Linked DNA regions of Homo sapiens: region 1 is linked to region 2. Evidence: chromatin loops called from intact Hi-C (ENCODE). Cell type or tissue: ascending aorta. All regions are shown on one strand.

Region 1 (2,500 bases), 98 kb before region 2:
TGGCACATGAGAATCTGTTTTAGTGCTATTTTTAAAACCACTAATAAACAGCAGACTCGAGCCTCTGCTCAATTGAATCTGCCTGAGTTGTGAAAGAAAAAATGTGTAAGAGAACCACATTTTTATCTAAATCTGAAATGCCTGCTAATATACTCGGAAAAGTAGACATTTAAAATTGGAGCTTTCATAAAATAGTCTAGAGTTTAGTGTTACTAAAACGAAAATTAGTTATAAAAGTAAAAATTGCACAACATAATAGTTTCTATTCATCCCATTTTATAGAAATAATGTCCTTTCATTTCCCCCAAAGTTATCTAACCGAGCAACAGATAATCTATAATTACTAGGATTTGCCTTATAGCAAAGTTTGATTTTTAAAAGTTTGACACTCCACTCACCTACTGCAGGACAGAGTATTGCCCATATACAGATACTAAACCAATTGTCTAAGCAATTTCTTGTATTTAGAAATTCAGTGCCACTATCATGGCTCACAATTTGGCTTATGATGCATCTGTAAGCAAACAGCCTGACAAGCACCCTAGTGTATTTCAGGATGACTGACAGGACACAGTGGCCCAAGCAAGAAGGGGGGATGGGTGCTCTTAAAGCAACATGCCAGTGAAGGGTAACATCAAACAGCAGAATCAGACCTGAAATTCTATTTTTCAGATTTACAATGAAATAATAATACATTACCCACTATCAACTTCTAAATACAACTTGCATGGTCATTATGTACCCAAAACACTGTAAATCCCAAAGTAGAATTTTTGAGAATTTGTAAAAGTAGAAAGAAAAAATATAAAACAGGCATGTTATATGATACTTCCCTGAAGCGATCAAGCTTTCAGGTTACTTAAGAATATGCCTGTTATTTTTAACAGAAATTAAATCAGGCTATCCACAGAAAAGCCATTCTTTCTTTTCCTTATAATATCAACTTTTATTTTAGATTCAGGAAGTACTTGTACAGGTTTGTTATATGGGTATACTACATGATGCTGACATTTAGGGTATAATTGATCCCGTTACCCAGGTAGTGTCCAGTGGTGGGGTGAGAAAAGCAGTTCTTATCTCACCTTCATATATTTGTCAATAGCTCTTACAACAGTAATTTAGGAATAACTAATGAAGGTAATTTAAATATCTTGAATTAATCTGAATTGTTATTGAGGATAGGGGCCAGAGATTCACGTATTTTCCCCCTACTGCATTCCTTCCCTATGACCTACTTCATGATTAAAATATAGACCAAAAGATTCAGAAATTCTACTTATAGATATTTCTACATTAATTTCACTTTAGAAAACATTTTAGTAACATATTGGCTTCATTCTTCACATTTACAATTTTTTCCTATATTATTTCACAATACTCTGCACTGCTCAATCCTTTTATAATAGAGCAATCATCCATATTTTAAAAACAAACAAACAAAAAAGCCAAGTCACTCATTTTTAAACACAATTCCTCATTTAGCCAGCAGAGGGTATTATTAGATTCTGAAAGCCCACATATTGCACCCAATGACATGTATTTTTATACTTCAGCTAGGAACTGGGACACATCATCTCAACTTTCCTTAGTAAATGTGCTTAGAAATATCCCATTTTATTTTGCCCATATAAATTTGACTTTTAGAGCCCAGATTAATGCTTCTCATCTGTATCACACTACCATTATTTCCTCCTCTATCTGCTCCAACAGCTGCATCCTCTGAAAAAAAGCACTAGAAGACCAAGAAGTGGCAGAATTACCAAGAAGAAGCAGAATTGGGTTCAATCATCAGAAAGACTTCCCACAATCCTAAATTTTTCTGGGACAAACAAATGAACAACAATCTTACATAAAGATTCTAAGCTCCATTAGAAAATCGAAAACAAATCCTGAAGAAAACAGAACTAAATTACAGGATAAAATCTCTCTTCAAAATTATATGACATTTGTAACCTCTTTAACTCCCTGTTTAATATTTGCTAAATTTTCATTATATATTAGAAGCCACAGACTAATTTTAAAGATATACTTCCTGTTATTACAGCATTAATATATTTCTCATAAACATGCGGTATTATGACTAACAAAGTTCCCTTACAATTTATAGGTTCTTTATTTCACAACTTAACACTCACTTAGTGTGGAAAGACATGGACAGCAATTTGCCTGATTTATTCTAAAAATAAAAATTTTACTATCTAATTAGCTAAAATCATTAACTTCCACAAATTTATCTTGGCTGAAGATAAAAAATTTTCTGTTTCTTTGATGCAATTATATCACAAACATCAAGTTAACTAAGTTAACTATGGCAAAAGTGAAAAAGCAATTTCAAAGAGCAATCTCTTTTTCCTGCTCTCAGATTTGCCACTAATGGCACATCCTCTATGCTAAAGTACTAAATTTTCCAAAGAGAAAATAAATGTTAATTCTCTTCCTCAATTGTCATTCAAAATAAAAAATTATAGGTTATTTTCCTTTAAAGGGGAATTCTATTTCT
Region 2 (2,500 bases):
GAAAATGGGATCCCTCCTGTAGCTCTGCCAAAATTTAAAAAAAAAAAAAAATTCCTAAAAGAACAATCTCAGACAAAATTTATCCTTACAAGTCTCAAATATTCTGCTCTCTTCCACAATTAAATGGGTGTAGACACTCAGCACCATAATTTGGTTTCGAGAAATGGTATGGAAGGTCTCAAGAAAAGTTACACACCTTATCAAGTGGAGTCACAACATAGAGGCTTCCAAAGGTCGAGTTGCCTTCCTGCCTTATTATGAAATGTACCATTATGAGAAGGGCAGTGGGGTTTCCATGAACACTCCTAGAAACTTCAACTAGTAAAAGGCCTTCTGTTACTTTTCTCAAATTGCCCATCGACAGAAGTTGGCGCTTCTGTGGCGCTACGTGACAAGGGCTGCGCATGCGCTCTGGGATCAGCCAGGCCCACCCGCGGCACAACCCCAGGCCTCAGTGCCGTCAGGTGGGCTAAGACAGAACAGACCTCGGTTCTCAGGGCTTTAACGAAATAACGCGGGTAAAGCACCTAGGGCAGAAGCCACACAGAACACCAGAAGGCATTAATGGCATTTAAAGGTATTGAATGCAGACTAATGCGCAGAACTTGGTTCTCAGACCACGTCCGCGGCCACCCCTCTCCTGAGAGAGCAGAGAGCACACTTGCAGCCTGACATCTCCCAGTTGAGCTCGGCAATGAAGGGATCACTGGGGATTTAAAAAATGGGAGACGGCTGCTTGGGCAGAAGCCCGAGGGGGCGGGCGGGGGGGGGGAAGGGACGAGCCCACAGGCAGCATCCCGACACCTCACACTTCCTGCCTCAATGCACAGAAGAAAGTGTTCTGAAGGCGACGCCCCCAGTCTTGGCGGGAAACGCCGCGGAAGACGCTTCTCTCGCAGAAATGCCAAATTTTCGGGAGCGCGGGCTCGCAGCACGTAACAGAACAGATCTTTTTGTTTCACGGCCCTCTCGTAGACCTAATAAGCGCGAGGGCGAAAACCAGGTCAGCGACCAGAAGCCAGGCAAGGTTGCGATTTTCGGAGCACAGCGAAGGGGAGAGTTTCTAAGTTCTGAATGTACCTCTATTTAGGGTGGTTTCTATTATTTCTTCGCGTCTACCCTGTAGTTGCCGCACCCTGAGCCCTCAGCCCCGCCGCTTCGCACGGAGCGGAGCTCAGAGGGTGCGCGCTCCGCCCTTTCGCGGGCCTGGCATGAGCGCAGTGGTTGTTACACTAAAGTGTCTCCGCCTGTCGAATATTCTCGTGGCAGCGATGGCCGAGTGGTTAAGGCGTTGGACTTGAAATCCAATGGGGTCTCCCCGCGCAGGTTCGAACCCTGCTCGCTGCGGAAGCGGGTGCTCTTATTTTTTCTATTTTTTTAAATAAACACCTTCAAATGAAAACTTTTACTCTTCTCTGTATTTTCAATGCCTGTCAGCTAAATGGCGCGCCTACGGAGTGGTTTTATACGCTGTAGAAAAGCGAATAAATGTCAGTGCTGCAAACATGTACTGTTTACACCAAGAGGAAAATCCTTCCACTGTCCTAAAAGGCAAGGTAACTCTTCGTGCTCCATGAGAAGAGCAAGGTGGCAAAATAGAAATAAAATGAATATAAATATTGACGCAAGTTTTCGGGCTATCACAGCCTGAGCAAGCTATCAGCTCACTAAAACTAAGAAAAAGCTATGCCACCTTCCCTTCCATCCCAGAATCACTTCCGACGGTTTCCAGACCACATCCAAAAGTGGTATGAAATGGGAAATAATAAAAGCAATTTTAAAGTTCTACTTATAAAGCATCTTAGATACATCCACATAATGGAACACTATGCATGTAAGCATTAAAATGATGTTAATGGCCGGGCGCGGTGGCTCACGCTTGTAATCCCAGCACTTTGGGAGGCCGAGGCGGGCGGATCACGAGGTCATGAGATCGAGACCATCCTGGCTAACACGGTGAAACCCCGTCTCTACTAAAAATACAAAAAAATTAGCCGGGCGTGATGGCGGGCGCCTGTAGTCCCAGCTACTCAGGAGGCTGAGGCAGGAGAATGGCGTGAACCCGGGAGGCGGAGCTTGCAGTGAGCCGAGATTGCGCCACTGCACTTCCACCTGGGCCACAGAGCGAGACTCCGTCTCAAAAAAAAAAAAAAAAAAAAAATGATGTTAATGATGTGTGAGGGCCTTCCCAATGCATTGCCAAATGCAAAAAGGACAGATCAAAAAACAGCACATCATACTATGATCATATTTTTGTTAAGCAACTCATGTATATACCCATCTATGTGGGAAGAATGGGAGAGAAAGAGAGAGATGGAGAATGAATGGAGGCTGGAAAGAAATACACCAAAGTGTTAGCAGGGATTATTATCCCTGGGTGGTGTGATTTGGGAAGATTTTTATTTTCTTAAATAATTTTTTCCTTAACTGGGTTTTCTAAAATTTGTACATGGACCCAGTATTATGTTTTAAATAAGAAAATTGTGAGGTTAGTCTTTGG

Evidence for each region. A loop is a pair of places that touch in the nucleus more often than their neighbours do. Peaks named below come from ENCODE experiments on the same cell type or tissue, not always from the same donor. Only the 100,000 strongest peaks of a DNase experiment are listed, where the experiment ranks them.
Region 1: it touches region 2 in a loop (3-fold over the local background); 37 of 110 quality-filtered maps call a loop at or near these places.

Annotation. Positions count from the first base shown.
Region 1 is chr10:67,665,143-67,667,642 of GRCh38, forward strand. The region is part of intron 1 of CTNNA3 (catenin alpha 3); the gene reads right to left. Among named protein-coding and RNA genes, the nearest start is that of CTNNA3, 30 kb to the right of the region's middle. In ascending aorta, a CTCF peak has its summit at 1,476 (motif pointing right); no DNase peak of the experiment used is centred here; H3K27ac peaks cover 532 bases.
Region 2 is chr10:67,763,238-67,765,737 of GRCh38, forward strand. It overlaps TRS-TGA1-1 (tRNA-Ser (anticodon TGA) 1-1), which reads left to right and starts at 1,266; the gene lies at 1,266-1,347. It also overlaps a transcript of CTNNA3 not described here. RefSeq lists enhancers at 234-528, 641-810, 914-1,163 and a cis regulatory region at 726. In ascending aorta, no CTCF peak of the experiment used is centred here; DNase peaks (open chromatin) are centred at 424, 934, 1,254 and 1,858; H3K4me3 peaks cover 2,301 bases; H3K27ac peaks cover 1,890 bases.